Linked DNA regions of Homo sapiens: region 1 is linked to region 2. A link is a loop called in an ENCODE intact Hi-C map of the cell type or tissue named here. Cell type or tissue: heart right ventricle. All regions are shown on one strand. Each heading gives the region's core, and the rest is flanking DNA. Links, peaks and the distances in the headings are about the cores only.

The links. A loop is a pair of places that touch in the nucleus more often than their neighbours do. Peaks named below come from ENCODE experiments on the same cell type or tissue, not always from the same donor. Only the 100,000 strongest peaks of a DNase experiment are listed, where the experiment ranks them.
Region 1: it touches region 2 in a loop (2.4-fold over the local background); 6 of 110 quality-filtered maps call a loop at or near these places.

The regions. Positions count from the first base shown.
Region 1 is chr7:85,059,736-85,070,442 of GRCh38, forward strand. It overlaps SEMA3D (semaphorin 3D), which reads right to left. Exons shown (of 19, transcript NM_001384900.1): 7 at 8,456-8,549; 8 at 5,689-5,817. Among named protein-coding and RNA genes, the nearest start is that of SEMA3D, 120 kb to the right of the region's middle. In heart right ventricle, for the core only: no CTCF peak of the experiment used is centred there; no DNase peak of the experiment used is centred there.
Region 2 is chr7:85,182,135-85,192,841 of GRCh38, forward strand. SEMA3D (semaphorin 3D) reads right to left here and starts at 4,922. Exons shown (of 19, transcript NM_001384900.1): 1 at 4,544-4,922. RefSeq lists a silencer at 4,734-4,793. In heart right ventricle, for the core only: CTCF peaks have their summits at 3,515 and 4,755; DNase peaks (open chromatin) are centred at 3,557 and 4,787; H3K4me3 peaks cover 2,536 bases; H3K27me3 peaks cover 4,373 bases.

The DNA of each region.
Region 1 (10,707 bases), core at 1,640-9,639, 120 kb before region 2:
TTCCATGAGCTGATTGTTGTTCACTTGTTTACAGAGTTTAATTAAAAGAAAAAAGAGCAGAATAATAAAATAGAACATAATGATAAAAGAAGTGTAAAAGGGGTATAAATAAATATGGCAATTCATTGTCATAATGCAGAAATGCATAGGAAAACCCACTTCAGATATGAAAAACATCATCCAAGTGTTGACAGGTATGGCTATTTGAAATGGCCAATAGGTAGGCTATGATACTAGTCTACATTTCAGAAATTTCAGTATGACATCAATGAGGTGGGAGGAGGAAAGAGCATGGATATTTTTCCAAGTGATATTTATTTTACCTTTCAACTGATATATGCCATAGACAGTCTTATTCTGTTTATTCAGTCATTATTGATTTTATTGAACTCTCTCTTAAATATTGGCTCTCTTGCAAGTACTGTAAAAAATGTTTTGCAAGGGAATACTGGAGGTGTTAAAGCTAAATGTTTGTTGTATAAAGAAATTTAATTATGAGAAAAAGAGTTAGTGTCAAGTAGTGCTTTATTCTGTGATTTAAATAGTAAGCATACTTGAGAGTTAAAAATAAATACAAGTTGCAAGCACAGAGTTTATTTCTTGCAGATTCTGTTGAGGTCCGGTCTTAGAACTCTGATGTTAGTATTTTATGACAGAAACTCTTCCCTGATTTACTGCCAAATTTGGGTAAAAATAGGTATCATTTAATCAGTGCATACTTGATCAATTAAACAACTTAAAATTATACCATTAGGCACCTGGGCTTTATTATAGCACATTTTCTCCATTTGGCACTTGAGTACATGCCCCAGTAGGAATGCAGCTTGAAATCATGCATTTTCAGATGAACTTCTAGCATGACACCAAGAGGCACTGCCAAAAGAACATGGCATAAACTCATGTGGCCTGCAGCACACACTACTTCCCTTTCTCCCTATGAAACTCTTTTCACCCAGATGAGCACACTAGCATTATTTAATAGATAGTAAGTTCCTAACTTCCTTTTATTACTTCTTATAGTCTCATTTTCCTATTATCATTTTTTGATGTTCTCCTTTCATGTGGAAGGAGAGTTTACAGACAACAGATCATCCCAAGAGAAACTTCAAATGAAAACTGTCTCCATATGTTAGAAAAGAAAATTTAAAACAAAAGTTCTCATCTATTCCAAGAAAGAAAACAAAAACATCTGCATGCATCTGAGGCGTTATTGTTCGCTTTCATCTTCCAAGTGGTCACACTTCTTAGTTTTATCCTAAAATTGTAACAAAAGCTCAACTGCATTTGAGTAAACACCCTAGTTTGCATCTATATTCCTATTTCCTATATGTTTTAAGATTAAGTTGATAAATCAAAGTGTGGAACCATCAAAGACTTCATTTAGAAATGCCCATAAAAATACTGTAAAAAAAACACTTTTTACAACTTCAAATGAAAACTGCCTCAAAGATGAAAAAATTTCATCTTTGCCATTTTGTATCCTCCTCGTAAGGTATTTGCTAGATGGATTAGTATCTTAAGGAAGGAATCAGGATTCCTACTTTTTAAGTCTAAACTGGATTAAACAGTCCTAGAAAAATTCTGAGAAGGATCCTTGCACTGTTAAGTGGTTAGCTGATCTCACTCTGGTTAATGCCAAGTGGGGCACAGAACATAATATGCCATGCACACCTGTATCAAGAATTTTAAACCCCCTAAGTGCTTCGGTGATAAAAATGGATTTATAAAAGATTCATGTAGCATCATATGAAAAATGATAACTCTTTAGAATCTGCATCTTAACAGTTAAATACTCACTTGTCGCAGTTCATCTGTATTCTCTCCCCTCCCACTCCTGACTCCAGACAGATGACTCCATTGACTTTGGACCATAGGCTGACTGTATCTGGAAAATCGCCCATTTCTCATAAAGGACAGAAATGTTCTCTGAGCAAGCCAATATTTTGTCTTAGTCCATCAGATCCCTCTTCATTATAAGAATATCATCATTTCTACAATTTCTCCCCTTACTCTGCCCTAGTTTCTGTGGACTGGGGAACTCCTGAATGACTGAATCTCCTGAAGCATTGTGCTCTTCTAGCTCTGGCCTGCCTTTCCCTCAGCAAATATCTGAATGGCTGCTTGCACTTTCCCTGCTTTCCCTGGCTCCAGCCAGACTGCCTAGGTCTCCCTCATTGCTTGCGGAACTCCATCTTCTCTATCTGTCCCTGCTTCCTGCTACCAGACCCACATCCTTGATTTGCTGTTGCCCTACATGGCATGTCCATATGTCCCAGTTTGTAGTGAGGCTGCAAAGAGCAGGGGACATGCCATCAAAAGAGCAGATTTTGAGCCGATGAACTGTATTATACAATGGAAATGATACAATATCAGGGGCGAGATACACATATTCGAGCTTCAATCTCACCTCCGCTAGCTGTTTAACTATGAACTATTATCTGACATCAAATATATCATCAAATGTAAAATGTAAATAGTAATTCTCTCAGGTTTATAACAGTCAATAAAATAGCACTTTAAAAGTGCCAAAGATAGGACTAGCATGGATATTATATAAAATAATTTTGAATGGGAAGAGATGAGAGATGGGGAGATCAGTTAGTAAACAATAAAATGGTGGCAATAAACCAGAGATGAGGTAATGAAGACCTATAGGAAAATGGTAACCATAGAAAGAACAAGGTCAACAGATATTTTCAAGGAAGTAAAAGCTCTTAGAAATAGATTAGATAAAGGAGAGGAAGAAGAGGAAGGAATCAAAGATAACTCCAAGGTAACTGGGTGGATGAAGTTAGGAAAGTTAAAATAGATAAAAATCAGAAAATGGATATTGAAGGACAGGTTTGAAAGAAGAAACAAGATCTATAACATTCACAAGATTTTAGACTTTAAATCCAATTAAAACAAAGGGTCATTAAACCACTTGTAACAACCTTAAAGCAATTTAACAGCACAATCAAAACTAAGGCTTACATATCTTGATTTTTATATAAAACAATAATCTTTTTTCTTTTAATCTAGAATAAAAATGGAAGTCATCCAAATAAATTATTTTTGAGGCCACTTAGTTACAGGAAAAGGTTGGAAATACAATTTTAGGAAACACTGGAACACAGGAAACAGTTGAAACTATTCGGATGGATGAGCTCACAGAATTATGAAGTGTAGAGGGAGAGAATGAAAAGGCAGTCAATAATACAAAATGCTAAAGAGATAGTAGAGAATCACACAGCATTCAGGTTTTAGCCTCACTTCTACCTCCCACTGCTACCTTCATGGTACCACATGATACCTAATAATGATCATGATGATATTGATGCTAATTCAGCTCTTAAAATTGTCTTCTAATAGACTTCCCGATATGATTTAATTTTATCCTTATAACGCCCTGTGAATAGATTCTATTGTTAATAGATTCCATATTTACAGACAAAGAATTTGAATGGACATTAAAGTTTGACCAAAGTCACCATTCAGGAATTAAGCACAAATAAATAAGTTCCACAGAATCAATTTTAGTCTAAACAGGGACACTTTTAAGAGTAAAAGAACAGGAGCAAACTGAAAATGTCCTGGGCAAAGTAGGTCATATTATCACCCTGGCTTTTAACTGCTAAGCAGTCTGCCTTGAATCTCCTAGAACCATAAAAGTCAGTTTTTCTGCATCATAATTATTTGCTTGAAGTCAGTCAATTGAGACTTCCTCTACCATTTGTCTTTTCTCCTACCTTCAATTTATTTTATTCTACTGGCTTCTTTAATTGCAAAGTTTTCCCAGCATACAAATCTCTTGAGCTCTGTCTCATGTCCTTGGATTCTTCTATTTACAAAACAGTATATTCTCTCTCAAATATTCTTTGCAGTATATTCTCATATACTTCCACTACTTTTGTTGCTGTCCCTTTCTCATTTCCCTATTTTCATGCAGTGGCCTCTTGTCTCTCTGTCCTCGTCCTTCTTTAGTCTTCCATTCATGCTATTAAAAAACATGCTATTGTTTTTGTAAGTTACCTTTAGAAAAACAAAATTCTGACTCCTTGATTAAAAAGTAAGCCATCATGGTTTCAAGATAATATTTACAGCTTTGTAGCCTTGTCTCCTACTCCCGCTTTATGCTTCAGGCTGAGCAAGGCGTTCATCATCCCTGAGGTCGGTGACCCTCCCCTATCTATCTATGCAGGCCACAAGGGTAGAATAGCACCCAGTAGGCAATAGGGTCTCAGAAGTTGTTTATTAAGGAAATTGTTAAACCAATTCAAAGGCTTCCTAATCTCTAATCTTCTTCATACAGTACTAAAAATAGCATATCTAGGCAAATAATAATTGAATGCATATTTCCTACATTTATTGTATTGACAATGCTGCTGACTTATTAATGAATATGTTACAGTAATGGAAAAAATACTACTGTCTTTTAGAAGAGGAGAAACATGATATTTGCCATCCCAAGACAGAGATACAATCTTATACTTCATTTTAAGCCATAAAAATATCTTTTTACTCAAATAGGTATCTAAGCTATTCTATAGGTGACATTTAAGAAGTTACTCTCAAACCAAATAATTCCACAAAAATCTGACAATGCACAAAAAGATAGCTTTGCTTTGCATGTGTGTTAAGAAATTAATGGGTAATCACGTAGTCATGGATATTCTATATTTGTTTTCCCTTTTAAGACTACCTATTAAGGGTACTTTTTTTGGCTGATGAGAATCACATTGTTGTATAAACAAATAGATCTGGAGTTTTTGACTAAAGAAATGTTTTCAAAGTGTTTTTCCTTTTGTTTATGTTGTCACTGCTTAAAAGGCACTGAGAGATAGAGAGATAGACCCTAGGAAATCTCTACCCTCGCCTCCTTCACTAAGGCCCAATATTTATTATGGGAATGAAAAATGCCTGCCTGCTTAAATTACAGTGTTATGTCATTCTGCCATGCAATGGAATAAAATCACATGTTAGAGAATCATGATAAAATTTGATCTGTTGTAAGGCGGTGGTGGGGAGTGGGGTGGAGTTAGGTGCCTTGTAGTGTTCCTTGGATTAATTAAATAAACTCATTTATAATATTCTTATGTTTTTTAAAAAATTTGAAACTCAAAATATTGTATGATTCTTAAAATAGTAATCAGACAAAATTATGTCAATATTAATATGCTTAAAATTTTGAAGAGAAATGTCTTAACCCAAGTGTATATTATTTTTAAGCAACAGAAGTTACCATTACAATCTAACCCGAGTTCATTGGGCTAACAGACAGTACATGCCTTGGTCTTTACACAGACTGCAAGAGTAAGATTGCCTGCTTGAATTCTCACTCTGCATCTGACAAGTTATAAGACCTTGACCAAATTATTTCTCTGTACTTCAGTATTTTTATAGCATAATAGTTTATGCGTATTAAAGAATAAAATAATGATATATCCCAGATGTCATTGTGAATATTTAAAATATTAATTAGAGCACAGAAGAGTGTTGAGGAATAGCAGACACTCAATAAATATTATGTATTACTATATAAACAAAAGGTTTTGGAGATTTTCTTAGTGGGGAATTATTTCAAATGTATTTTATAATGTTGAGCTAAATTAATTATTCCAAAACACATTTGAATGAATAATAATACACTTCTTATCTATCTTAAACCAAAGCAAGACAATCAAAAGTAAACAAAAAAAAATCACAAACCATTGAGCCAGTAGTGCTCTGAAATGTCAGTTCTGATGTAGTGGTGGTCATGAGTAGGCCCAAGGGATCGAGTGAATGCAGTATCTTTGCCAAGGAAATCAGAAGCTGTTCCAGAGTAGAGGTACTCATCTGAGAGGGAGAAAAAAGTACACAGAACTTTTAAGAGTACAGCAGTAGATGCTATTTAACATGTACAAATTTCACAGCATGACACCAAAGATGTTTGTTTCTTAATATCAGAATGTATTGTTTCATAAATTTCACAGATTTTGAAAATTTATCTCAGTTGAAGAAAAGATAACTCAATTTACTTTGGTAAGCTGATGCTGAATACTTGAATATAAACAGGCCAAATTCTCTGAATTAATAATTGCACATGCATTAGCTTCCCTTTTGAATAAATAATAAGTGTTTCCTCTTTCTCTTCTCCCCACAAATAATTCAAATAAATGTCATAATTAAGAGTTCCTCTTTAGAATAAGACACAAAAAATATGAAAAGCTAAATGCCATAATGAGGAATGGATTGTGTGATTAGTATTTACTTAACTGACACAACCTCAATGACCACAAATTTTCTTTGCCTAACCTCTGGTGAAAGGGAGCTTTCAGCACTGAAGTCATTCTTTGTAATTATAACATGTTGCATTCCTTGTAGCTAATCATGTCTCTAATAGTTCTGATAAACAGGAATTCTTGAAAGGGGAAAGATGTTGCCATTACTGCATACCAAACTTCTTTGTTCTGCTATTTGTGTAAAGTACATGTTCTGTTTCACCAGAGACAGAAAGGAGCAAAAGAGAGAAGGGGAATGTCAAGGAGAAAAAGAGAGAGAAAGGAGAGAAGAACAAAGAAGACAGGAGAAGGAAAGGGAGGAGGAGAGAAGGGATGGTGAGAAGGAGGAAGAAGGGAAGTAAGAGGAAGAGGGGGAAAAGAGGAGGCAGGAGAAGGGGAGGACAAAGAGAAAAGAGAAAAGGCAGATTAGAGAGAGGAAGAGGATGGAAAGAAGGGGAGTGAGAAAAACATAAGGGAAGGAGAAGAAGGCAGCAGGGATCCATGTTCCCTAATGTTAGTCAGGGTGTTGGGAAGGGGTGGGGCGGAGGGGCAGGAAGAAGGCTGTTCCTGCAGGAGAATATGTTGTCTCTTTGAGAGCTAAACCTCTACTATTTCAAGAAACTTCTTAGTCAACCACTTTGCTTTACATTTAATAGAACAATGTAAAAAATGGCAAATCCCTACAGAGCATTTAGACTTTATAAATGCCTAAATATGAGAACAAATACATTGTTTTATCACTGAAATTTATTTTTGCTCAGAAACATATCTTTAAAATTCTGCCTTGTATAAGAAGGGATTAAGATACTTTCTGTAGTCCCTGTTTATATCCATCTAAATAAGCTTTCAATGAACGATCAGGGATAATTCAACCTTAAGAATGAGAATAGCTAACTTCTAAAGGAAATGTGCGCTCACACACACACACACACACACAGAGAGAGAGAGAGAGAGAGAGAGAGAGAGAGAACTCCAGCTATGTAAAGTAGACATAGATAAGGTACTGCTTCCATCCTCTTAGAGTATTTCCCTACAATGTATCAGATAAATGGCAATATTTCATTGTGGGCATATTTTTTAAAAAGAATAAAATAATAACAACAAAGACATTATTAAAAAGTTTGGTAAAAGAAGTGAACTGTCACTTTGAAACCTATAAAATTGCAAGTATTTGAATGTTTTGTTAGGAAAAAATATATTTCAACACAAAAATTAGATCTGAATATCCAGGCTTTCGAACTTCTTCCTTGTCCCTAAAATTACTTGGAGATTCATCAGGAGAGTAACAACTGCCGCCAATCTATTGTTTTGTTTTGTTTTTTTATTAAGGGTATGCCAACTCCATTTCACAGAGCAGAATCACAAACCATCTATCTCATTTTCTGAGAATAATGACTGATCATTAGTCACATAATTTTCAAAAAACACAAATACACACATGCTGTCACTTCAAAGCAAAATCACTAGTTCTCACTAAGTGAAAATTAAAATGTCATGGTGCTTCACTCTTATCGTCTATTCAAACATTTGACAGACAAGTTAAATAGAAAGAGACTGAAGTCATGACCAAACCAAGACAAAAGGAGTCCTTATAATGGTTGAAATTCAGAAGTCTTGCTGACATTCCTTGGAACAGACTTCAGACCACACAGTATTGCTTCTTTGAACAAGATAGTTGTCTCATAAGAGAATTTAAGATGTATACAAAGTGAGAGAAGACTAGCTATGCTAGCATAAATTTCATGTTTCCACTGATATAATCAGGTTATAGTGAAATTGCAAAGGAAGATGTTATAACATTCTATTATCTGTATTCTATAGCTTGATTAATTTGGTTTAATTTACCCACATATGGAATTGCCAAATTTAATTTCTATAATAAGTCAGATAGGGAGATATTACAACATAAGAAAATCCCCAGACATCTAAATATAAAATTATAAAACAAGTAATTATCTGTTCTTTGACATTATAAATATTCAATCAGAAGTTAATTTAAAAAGTAACTGTGCAGACACCATGGATTGCTGTGGCCTTCCTTTAGTGAGAAGGATGCTCAGTACAGACAAATTTGGCACTAAAATAATGGAAACAAATCGCTTGTGGAAGATTAGTAAAAAATTACCTTTAACTCAATAGGAAAATGCGGTTCAGTCAAAAAATAACTCTTAGAAAACCATTTAAGGATAAGAACTGCCTGTCATTGATCTTACCTGTCATTACTGAAGCAAAAGGCTGCTGAGGATCGAAAGGACATTTCAGTCTGCCAGACTCCAAATTATGTGTGTCTAGTTTGAATATAATATCCTGTTATGAGAAATATTAACACTAGTGAACTTTTTAAAAATATTACAAACAGTAAGAATGTGGGAGATACAAACTAAATTCCAACTCATGAATTTGATAAAACTAATTGAGCATATAGCATGTGCATAATGCTGAACTCCTTAACTTTTTAGCAAATATATCTGGCAAGACTTAATAACCATGTTTTGGTCTCCCTTGGCCCAAAGTGGCAATATAATACTGAGTGAATTTTTCAAATGGAAGTAGTAATGTACTCATCAATACATTTAGTCTCCACAATTATCAATATCGAAATCACCACTAAGAACACATATTTCTTGAGCTTTCATGACTAACTTATTGAGCCTAATAAAACCAACTTCATCTTTTAAGAAATAGATTTGCTATAATAATCATACTTTCAGGATAATGATTACAATTTATATAACTAAGCATCTTCAACTATGTCAAATGACTTAAACCCTGTAATAGTTTTTAAAATTATAGTAACATAAAAGTGTTCTAAGGCGGGCAGTTCATTTTCAAGTTGTTGATACATCTGGGTAACAAAAAAATCCTGTTGTAGTATTTCACTATGACGAAAACACTGTACACATTAAACCACATAGTTATTTTGGCTGAAACATCTATTTTTATAATAGTGACCACAGACAGAATGACATTGGCAGACTTTTAGTATTTGGGAAAATAAATAACATCTTAAGTTGAACTTTCCAAGAAAAAATATGAATGTATAATGAATATGGCCCCATGAGATTGAGTGTTTCATAACAATGACAACACTACCATCCAGCAGAAAGGATGATGACTCACTCTGTGTATGCACTAGTTAGAGAAATCCTGCACTTCAGACATTCTGTCTAGGTGATGTATCTATGAAGTTATATCAGAACACACATGTAATAAAAAAGGACCATTCAGTGCAACTTATGTAGAACACAAGCAATAAAGCAAAAGGGACAGAGAAAATTATGTGTTATGTTGCACTTCAGATCTTTGTTTTTCTTTTGAACAAGACCAATAGTAACTATTGCCTCATTTAAAAAAATACTAAACACTAATAGCAATTTAAATAGCCTGGTTAAAAATTTATGGTTCATAATTTTAAGTAAACACACTTTAATACAAATAATAATGGTACCTTTATAATCTACTGGAAATAGGAGATAACAAGAAAGCAAGTTTCCTTGAGCCAGTCAAGGACTCATACAAGAAAATAATATAAAAAATAATGGATGATTCCATGTGCTTCCTGAAATAAACTGACTGAATTAATGGTGCTCTGTATTTTGAGACTTCAACTTTATAAGATTGCTTCTATGAAGTTCCTTATTCTTGATTAATTATGCAAAAAGCACCTGTCTGAGCTACACAGATGGAAATATGGGCAGAGAAGTAAAGATGATACAAGTAGGTAGGAATGCTAGTAAGAAAACATTTATTTATCACAACTCAGCAACATTATTGTTAATATCACGCCTATTTAAAGATACGATCTGCAGCAGCACAGGGGAGGTCCCAGAGGAAATGATACCAAGCCAAGCATTAAACAGCTTTCAAGTTTTCCCAGCACTGTGGGATACAAATATTATTTTATAGAAATATGTAAAATATACATATTGTGTACATCCATGCCTCTTTACCTTTCTGTGTTTCTGTTATCTAGAAATGGATGAATGTTAAGTGACTAGAATGAAGCAAGTGCTATGCCAAATAGTATACAATCATTTTCTCATTTTATTCTCAAAATAACTCTGTGAAATAGTTACTATTATCATTATTTTACTGAATAAGCAGAAGCATAGAAAGTTTATACAGTATGCATACAGCCATGGAGTTAGTAAATGACTGGAACCATATTTCAAACTATGGCCATCTGTCCTCAACTTACTATTAGAAGTTGTTGACAGCAGCACTGACTTCCTTCCTAAATTCCAGCTCCAGTTGCCCACTTGGCATGACCTACTGAACATGCCACAAATGCAGAATGTGCAAAACTAACTCACCATATTTCCCTCAAACTTGCTACTACTCTCACCTCAATAAATAACACCACTCTTCAACTCACTGGCAAAGTCAGGAATCTGGGATTCATCTTAGCTTTCCCTGTTTCTTCCCATTGCCCCAGCCACACTGCATAGCAGTCCCTGAAGTATAC
Region 2 (10,707 bases), core at 1,421-9,420:
CATGGACATAGATTGTGTATACATATCTTTATTAATTGGGCCTTTCCAAAAATTACAAACAATTTTTAAATAATTTTTAATTAGTATTCTTATATACTCTATCTGATCTGATCATTACACTATTCCTGTATGTTATGCATTATCATAAAACTCCCAGTCTCTCACAATTTTTTATGAGGGGTAAAGCCCTAATATTAGAAATAACACTTTTTGCTAAAATCTCAGGGAAAGTAAATTATAAACTCCAAAATCTTTAATTTGACTTTACAGTCAATAAAAAGATTCAAGATCACTATTACCTACTTAAACAATTGGTTATACTTCAATAGTATTTAGAATTTGTTCAGCATTGAACAACATGAAGGTATAAAAAATTAGGGAAGACAAATTCCTACCCTCAAGATTCTTATTACCTAGTAAGAGATCATAACAACAGAAAAAGTAAAGAATACAAATGTTTGAAAATAGACTATTAGCTTGACAGGTATGGCAAATGTATAAAAATTAAAAAGGATTTTGGCCATGTTTCCTGGAGAAAGGGAATTGCTTTAAAACCACATTTTGAGGTGGGAAGGAATGTGATCAATGTTATTGCCCATAGTAAATCATCATTATTATTATTGTTATTATGACTTATTCCACAAATGTGAATATTTGTTTCTCCTTTCAAGGATTATGTTATGGAGTGTTGAAATGCTACTTTACTTAAGTACTCTGTACCACTCCAGATGTTTAGAGGAAGAATAATAATAACTTTTCAAAACAAGCCTATGGCTACTCTTGTTCATGAAGAAAATTATTTATTAATTGACAAGGATGATTCTGAAGGAACATGTGTCAGCAATGTATTGAACCGCCCAGACAGAACAGCAAAGTTCAGAGTCAACATTTGCTTTTCCAAAATAATGAAGTTATAACAAACAACCCGAAGACATAATATTCATTAAACTAGCACCAGTCAGAATGTCTTCCCCTTGAGATTGAGAATTTGATATTACACAGGCATAATAAAAATAGTAATGAGTTAGCCCAGTAGCTTTGTTAACACAGTAAACAGACACTGAGACACAGAGATGCTTGCCAACCCCCGAAGTTATCTTCAGAGACACCTCTGGTTTATGATAACCCTTTTGATAGTTAACAAATATCCATGCAATGGATTGAGAGCACAGTATGAAGAATAACTGGAGACTATGAAACTTCTTGAATTAATTTAACTTCAACCCCAAGCAATATCCTTTTTAGTTTTGGAAAAGAAAAATATGTGAGAGTAAATCAGCTTGGTGACTCAAGTTCAAACCTGAAGTCCGGTCTGTTAGCCTGTCGGAAACAGTAGAAGATATGCTTCCTCTGCCTTTCTAGTTGTTCATATTCCTGACCTTCCCTGCCACCAAAAATAATTCCCATTCCCACGCTTACTAGTCTTCCCCACACATAAAAGAGAGATTACAAATTCAGTTTTTCTTTGTGTATTTTTCCTCTGCAAAATATAAAGCAAATCATTAGTAAAGACTTACCTATGAAGGCAATTCTGGTGAAAGGCAAAAGAAAGCCACAGCAATTACTTTTCTATCTTTTATCGTTAGTTTCTGCTAGTGTTGATGATAGTTTCCCGATAATTCCAAAACATTTTACATTGCCAGATACTTTTTCTTAACCTCCCATCTCAGAACATCAACAGGAAAGTAACCAGAGTGAACTACAAAAGTGAACCAATGGTACTGAAATACGAAGTAAATTTTTAGGTATTCAGGTCATGAGGACAATAAGTAGACTGAGGAAAACCTAACTAATCTCAGGAAATGTTCTTAATACAACCATGGGATTTCTGTTTGATAAATTCTTTTTCTTTTTTTTTTCCTTTACGGACATTGTTAAAGAAACTAATAATTCCTACAAAGGAAAATGAAACCTGTAGGTATGAATAGATCATTAATATCACATACATACGATTCTGGGCTTATCGATTTGATGTGGTTCATTCTCATTCTCAACCATGAATTGCATTTAAAATTTTGAGTGTTCTCCACATGTAAATGATAACAGATACAGATACAGCATCATAACTGACCTTAGAAAGCCCTCCCATTAAGTGGGGTCATGACAACTTTCTTGAAGTTTCTGAAAGGAGACCCACACCCAGGTAAAACAGTTCGTATCTCAGTTCGTGCCCTTACTAGCTTATATTTGGGCACATCAAGCAACATTTTTGCATCTCATTTATTATCATCTCTAAAATAATAACTACCTAGCTTATTCCCCCAGCAATACAATTTTTTTTTAAGAATTACGGTTCTTCATTAAGAACATAAAAGCCAAAATGGGACAATACCCATTTATAAATCTTTATGTCTTTGTTTTTTTTTTCTTTTCTGTTCAAAAAGAAAAGAATAAGAGAATAATGACACTTGTATCATATTGTTGAGGATATTAATTGTGATAAAGTTCACAGCACCTGAAACACAATAGGTGTTTGATAAATGTTTCTTCCCTTCTCTAGGAACTTTCCATTTCACAATTGGGCAAATTCCATTGGAAATTTTGGCAATTCGAATCAGTACTGTTTTACTGTCTGTCAGCCCTTGACCCTACTCTTATCTCGTCCCACATCACCTTCCTGTATTTCCTGGCCTTTCCCTTCCAAGAGCCAAGGTCATTGCCCATCTCCCTGACCAGGGCCATCACTTTGCGCCTGTCAGCGATGGCACCCCTGACCCGTCTTATCCGCTGGGGCGAGTCTCAGAGACTCTAAGACCCGACTGGGTTAAAGCAGTGGCCAGCTGGGGCTGATCACTCCCAACCCCGATCTTCTTGCTCATCCTCCTTGCTGTCTGGCCTCGGAGAAGGAAAAGGAGAAGGGAGGGCATCATTGGAGTGATGACATGTGTGTCTTCTTGCTCATCCTCCTTGCTATCTGGCCTCAGAGAAGAAGGAAAAGGAGAAGGAAAAGGAGAAGGAAAAGGAGAACAAAAAGGAGAAGGCAAGGCATCACTGGAGTGATGACATGTGGCTCTCTCCCTTCTCTGCCCTTCACATTTTTCTTTCCACGTGCAGAACTGGGAAGGCTCTGACCACCCCTGCCCCCGCGGTTGCCATGGTTACACAATAGCAGCAGCACCAGACCCAGGAGATGTCTCAGACCTCTCCTCTACCTCCGCCTCAACCCTTCCCTCTCTGTTAGGAGATCCTCCCCCTCGTCTCTGCGCGCCCCCACCCCGCCATCCCCCGCTAGCGCACACATGCAGGAGAACCCTTTTTAGGCTAAACCGGAAAGTTTAGGTCTTCTCCCCTCTTCTTTTGCTTGTGCAAATAGCACTAAGCTAAACGGAAAGTGGTGGGGTTTTGGTGATGAAATAAGAGTCCACGCACAGAAGCTTGCCTTTTATTACCGCTTCGCTCGAGGCGAAATCGCTGAAAGTTCGGCTATTTAACTCCTGTCCCCATAACTCGGAATCCCGGACACCAGCGGCCCCAGCTGCTGGCGCGCGGCTCTCTTCCAGTCCCCTGGATCCCAAAGCTCCCTGCCACAGCGCGGCGTCTCCTCCTCCTGTCAACTTCCCTCCTTGCACTGTGACGGAGGCAAAGCAACTCAGCCCAGGAGGTTGAACTCGAGTCATCAGAGAAGGAGAAACAGTGCCGAAAACGGCCCGTGCGCTACCAGGGTAGCCCATTAACGCATTAACTCCAGGCTCGTTGGGCAGAAGCCGGGAGGAAACACCCTGGGGACCGCACTCCTGGTTAAATGCCCAGCACGAGTCAAATCCGGCCTTTCCAAAGCGAGCCAAGCCCACTACTACAAAGAGATCCCCCGAGTGTTTTGCCTTAACCACATTTCAGACAGCCAGCTTTGTGGCTGCTGTTTGACTCCAACTTTCCCTCTAAATCTAAAAGGATGCACACTTCCATCAGACGGAACGTCGCGATTCCCCGGCGAAGAAAAAGGCGTCGCCCATTCCTCTTCCAAAACGCTACAACAAAAACCACCACGCTTCCCTTCCTTCTTCCTTGCCCCTTTCCCTTCTCCCAGACCAACAAGGAAAGGAGCGAGCGAGGGCGCAGATGCCCTTTGGTCAAGTACTCCCCGGATGTTCCCGACTAAAGCGTCTCCAAATGAACCTGCAGCCTGCGGAAGCCGGGGACACATTCATAGACGCTCTCTGCTGCCCAGACCAGGAGGGGTGGTGGGGGAACCAGGAAGCCAGGGAGAGAGCAAAGTTCCTGGACGCGTCTCAGGAGGAAAACTTTGTGCAGTGCTGCCAGGCGGAGGCTCGTCAGAAGGCTCCGCAGCTGCTGAGGCGGGGTGGGACTGCGCCCCAGGGGCCGCGCTGAAGCTGGCGCCGCGATTACTGCGCACCGATTTCGCCCACTCTCTGTCCGCTCCCGGGAGCCTTCTCTGTCTCAGGACGGTTCCTTATCTCCCAAACCATGCTCGTCCTCCACTTCGGACCCACAGCCACCCCCAAATCCCGGCTATCCCCGCTTAGCACCGCGGTCTCCAGCACACCCTCCCACTGGAGTAGCAGGTGACCCAAACCAGACTTACCTGCTGTGAACTCTTCTCTCCCTCTCTCTTTTCCTGGTGCCTTTTCAGGGAGAGGGGAACGGGATGCAGGCTGAGGTCCAGCGGCGCGGCAACCCGGGGCACCGGCGCGCGTTCCTCTGAGCCGCAGCCCTGGCTGAGCAAGCGGAGCCGCCGGCAGCCCTGGCAGAGCCGGGAAGCTGCGGCCGCAGGGGCCAGGCCGGGAGGCAGGGGGCGCTGCTGCCTCCCCCGAGAGCCGCGCTAGGACAGGCGGAGAGCAAGGCACCAGCTGGAGCTTTGGGGAGGAGAGGGTGGCGAGGAAAGGCACGCTCCAAACAGGAGGGCGGCTTTTAAGTTTGTGGTGTGACCGCAGCAGCTGTCCTGGGAGAGACTCAGTCTTTCTAAAAAGAGGATGCTGAAAACGCCGGGGATTACCTTTCCCCTTCCGATCTCCTCCCCCAGCCCTCGCCCCCTCCTTCCACTGCGCACGCCAGAACTCCCAAGCGTGCAGAAGTTCATCCCTGCTGCGCGGAGGCTGCCAGCAGCGTGGATTTAGAGGTAGCCCTGGCCAAGCGCTGACGGATGTTTATCAGGACAGGGCACCCTATGTGTAAAGCAACCTCTAACGTCTGATCTTCCTTCTGGGTGACTTGGGGACTTCTTTAGTTCCTTCTCTATACCATAAAACCTGTTAAGGGACCCCATGAGGAAGAAACAGGGAGAGTGACCACAAACACCGTCCTAAAAATGCTAATCCCACAAAACAGTACCTGCGTTCCACTATGTAAAACCTCAATCCACGGTTAATGGCCTTGACAAGGCAGGCATAGGGATGAGGAACAGGGATCAACCCTCCGTTAAGGGGCTGGCACCCGATTAAGACCAAACAGGGAGAGATAAAAACGAGTAGAATGTAATCCTTTCTTCCTCTTTCCCTTACGCCAGACCTACAAAGAGGTGTGCCTCATATCCTTGTCTTCGGGAGTTTTTTAGATTTTTGCACCCCTTATTCACACAGTAGGAACTTAGAAGTATATAATGACGAGAAGATCTAAGTTTTGATGAACCTGGATCCTATGCAATTGGAATAGAGGATCCTCTTTAAGCAAAAGTAATGCAGAAATATCTCACTTCTACAGATTCTGCAAAAATATATGACAATGAGAGTTCATGAGGCCACCGTCAGGGACATTAAAAAGGCCTGTGCATTTGGTGAGCCCTGTACGTTAGGCATTTTTAGCTGCATGGTAAATCCTTTGTGATGGGATATCCAGGTTTATAGTCACACACCTTGCCCTTAGTCCCAAACATAAATCTGACATGAGGTAGAGACATGGAAAGCAAGCAGCCACGGGATCCTGCATTTGTCAGCTTGATTTAAGAGCACAAGGTGTAGGGTCCCAAAGCTTCCTTAGCAAGTAACAAGAGATATCTTGATTTGGAGATGGTGAACAGACAAATGCAGTAATGGAATAACTGAAAGGGGTGGAAGACATTCTTCATTTGACCTTTTATCTGTGGCAGAGGGCTGAGGGCCACAGAAGCTAAAGGAGTCATTTTAAGTTATAAATGGTTGATGGCAGAGTCAGGCTAAGGAAAGGCTCAGGTTTCTCAAATCTGACCAAGGCTCTTTCTTGTGTCTCATGCTGCCCCATCTCTATAACCTTGGTTTGGACTCACAACCAATCAACCCCATAAATACCCTCTTTGGATAGAGAAAAAAATTTTAAATCCTCGTAGACTATTTCAAACTATAGCAACTTTTATTTTTTTTCTGAATGCTTTATATTTAATGTTATACCACTCATTCTGTACATAGTCATGCAATTGTTTATTGTATGTTTCTATGTGTTTATATTATTTTCATTTGTATATGTCATTGCACTTCCATGCAAATTGCAATGTCATTGTGCAAATAAAATATCTCTTTTTTTCTCCCGTATATGGTGGGTTTATAGTAAGTAGTTTTTGATTTTTAGAAAATCTCTATTTTTAAACTTTTAAATAATTTTGTCAGTTTATTGGCCAGAATTTTGTGTTTAACTAGAATTGTGGTTAACTTTGGATTTCCCATTTTCCTCCTTTCTCTTTTAAGTTGTAGCTTAATATGCTTAAACCAAATGACACCTTCCTTTGCTACCATTCAATACTTTCCATAAAGCCCTTACAGAATTAATCACTCCCTCCTGTTTTCCCAAAGCACTTTGATTTCACTACTATAATAAGCTCTTTTCACTTTATATTATAATTAGTTATGCATGTGTCTGCATCCCATACAAAAGTGTTGGCTGTTTTGTGTCTTTGTTTCTTCAGCCTCTAATACAATGCCTGTGACATTGTATTGTACTGATTTAGTTTGAGATGCTCAGACTTCAAATTTAGACAGAATTTACCAGAGTATCCTGAACATATCATGAGAAAACAACATCTGGAACGTGAATTCTGTGCTTTCCTTCCTTTTAATGACTCTGAGCACAAAGCAGATGGAATCAACTGTTAATATGTTGCCCAATGTGATGAATGGCCTCAGCTGTGTCCATGGCTCCGTAATCTTCAGGCTGCTTCCCTGAATGTCTTGAATGTGTTAGGTGCTTAACAAATATTTGTGTGTTAAACGAGTTAATAAAAACAGTAGAAATAATGTTAATATTCAGTCACTGGATTTATTTCTGAATTTCTAATAACTGTATAGGGTCCCACCAAGATAGTTTTAACAACCCTTTCTAAGAGTTTGAGATCTACTTTCATCAAAAGCAATTTGGTATTCTGTCCTATAGGGCTAATACCCTATCTAAATTCTTAAAATAAAACCCAGTGGGAAAAAAAGTATATTTTACAAAAAGTTTTGCTAAAATACAAGGTGTATTGTGCAGTTTAGTTTGTCTTCAAGGGTGACTATTCAAGATTTAACGAGTGAGCCTTAATTTCACTGAAAGCGATGTGTATATCATCAGTTAAAACCACCTAATTGTTGCTTGTATGCCTGTTTCAGTCCAAGGGGAAAAATACAAACAAAAAGAAAAAGGAAAGAAAACAAATAACTTTCATGTTCTTGGAAACATTATTGAATAAATAAATTGTGTGCCTTGAGAATCTAGGCTATTCTGAGACATACTACTCCTCACCCATCTCTATTTGGGCTCACAAATATAATATGAGTAAGTAATTTTCATTTTATGGTAGTAATATGTGTTAGGCAATATGAAATACACTATTTCTCAAAGGATCACATTTAATGCCAAACAAATCCAAAGAATAAAATTCTAATTGTAGAATTTCAGTAATCATCCATCTATGTTGAGAGCCATGGGAGAAGGCAGCAGGGATGGGTTAGGGTAGAATAGACATATTGTAGGCTTCTCCAATTCCACATATAGCTACCTCTGAACAGAAGACAGGAGAAAGGTAATTACTGGGTCCAGAGCTTAAATCTAGCAGAAGATTTGGCTGTCCTCTCAGCAGAAGATACTAAAACCAACAAAATCTACAATCCTAGTTCTCTCTGAACAGTTTTATATTCACAAATCAAATGAAAATTTGGTGAATTTGAAAGAAAATTATTGATGAAGGAGACCTCAAAGTTTATACACAGAGGCAAACAAGAAAAATTGTGTTAAAAAGCATGTCATTTTAATGTTTACTTCTCTAAAACTAGTCATACCTTAGTCATTCAGAAAACCTCTCTGTCTTATAATAAATATCACCTTATAAACGTTTTCTCATATATCACCTTATCAGCACTGACTGATAAGAAATGTTGTTATCCTCATCCAAGAAAATCGGCGTGTATGTTAAGTTACATCTAGTTGGAACAAGTGAGTGCATGAGTTTAAAGCAGCTCACCCAGCCCCTTATCTTCTATTAGCTATTTTCTTCTTATAAACTCCAGGTATTTTTTTCCATCTATTTCATTTGATCGTAGCAATACACTCATCACTGGATCATTAGATATTTACATTATAAAATCATCTGATGTGTTTAATGGTGGGGAAAAAAACACACCTGACTTTCATCTTTTATTTCTGTATTAATTATAATACATAGAACTCTCAGAAGTAAATGCATCCCTGCTTCTCATCATCAGATAAAGACAGAAAACAGTTTATCTTTAGTTAATTGGTATGTAAAACTGTCCAAACTTTGCTTCATACTTTTAAGTTTTAAACTCTTATAAAATCATAAATAATCATAAACATTCATAGTCAGAAGACACCTCAAAACCTTCTATCCCTCATGTTAGACACAAGGAAACCAGGGCCAAGGAAGACATAGTTATCACTCAGCTCCTTATGACTTCTGACTTGATGCCCTCTGTAGAATATTTCACCCTGCTATAGAGACTTTTCTTAAAAAAAGAAAAGAAAAAAAAATCAGCTATTTTTCAAAACTGTCCAAGCCAGAATCTTAAGGCTATATTTACTTAGCTGGGTTGGGGTGTGGTGAATAATTAAGTTCAGCAGGAATGTGCTTCAAAATAAAAATAAAAACACAGTCCAGCCTCTTTGGCCCAAATCCTGAGACTTCAGAAAAGAAAATCCTTCTTGACTACCAACATTCACTAGAATTTGGAACGGTTTTCCACGCCTGATATAGGAGTCTATATGGTTGTTGCAGATTGGGATAATTTAGTCAGATAAATGGCTTTTTGTGTTTGATTTGTAACAATGTACTTATATCAATAAACAATCCCCAAGGAAGGATTTTAAGGAAAAATAAACAACTTTCCTATGCACAATATAAAAAATCATCTTTAAGTTTTCTTTTTAAAAATACTTTCATACTACCACCATTCTACCCTTACAGCATGTTTTAGATACAGTGTATTCTTCTAAGAAAATGAGGTTGAGGAGGGAATTCCTGTGATACCCAGCTGAGGCAAGCCTTATTTGTGTATGAGTGACGAAATAAAGAAAAATATGCCCTCTTGTGGCTTATTTGTTCTGGTTCACAATTAATCAACAGTACTCTATTATTTCCTGAAACCCAGACATACCTGTATTCCAAGTGGAATTAAACTATTTCTTTGTGCAGTAACTGGCAAGAGCAGGTCCATACAGACAGCAGGAAGGCATTCCAACACTTCTGCTTTGTTCAAGGTCATAAGCAGCTGCTTAGCCACAGTGAAATCAGTATCCCTGAAAAGGAAGATTTTCCAAAATAACCCATAAATTTATATAGATATTATCAAAATCCCTTCCAAATAAATGCATTAGATAGAGTTTCTTTGCTAAATATTGAGGTTTGTTTTGGATAGACTTAAACCATCAGTTTCCACAAATGGGAGAAAATTCATGATTTGCTTTTCTACTATATTTGTGCCTCTACTATTTCTTTGACTGTAAGACATGTTTATTTTTCCACTATGAAAAGTGAAGTGTATAATAAAGCATTTAAGATAATAGTGATTTTCATTCTTGCATATTTTTATCTCCTTTTGCCCTACTTTACTCAGAAATTAGGATGTAAAAAGTGTGTTACATATTGTGGGCTGCAGATATAATTAATTTTATAATATTACAAAAAATGCCCAACATGTTTTTCTAAAACAACAAAAATGAAAATGGGTTTAGTGGGGAACAGTTTCTGATCAAGAAAATGACTTTCATACAAAATGTCATTTAAGTAACTTAGTAACTAAGTGAATGTCAAAGGCTTAAAACAAGCCAGGTGGCTAAATTTTTAGTTCAACTCTATAATAATAACTATTATTATTTTTAGTATTATTATTATACAGACAATGAAACTTAAAGTTAAGCGACTTAAAAATAAAATATTTACCATCTGACTGTAATTCCTTTGTTCATTAAGTGAGCTAGTAGGGCACTTCTAATCTTCACCCTTAATTTAGCAAGTTACTACCGAACTAGACCAAATTCTATCTTACTAATCAGAAAGAATAAATGCAACTTCTCAAAGTGCCCAATTTAACGTCGGAGCTACTGCTTTTCTAAGGCACACAGTAACATAGAATCATGTTGCTTTAAGCCTATTTAGTATAGTGAACATTTTGACCTTTGATGCACTGATGTACTTTCATTAGAATTATTTGGAAATAATATTCACGAAAGAGTTTAGGACTTTTAATTTCATTTTAATGTAGTGAATAATATTGTGTCATCATAATACCATTAACAAATTGTATTCTTTTTCTATTTGCCACTTCAATAAAATTACTTTTCCTTATATCA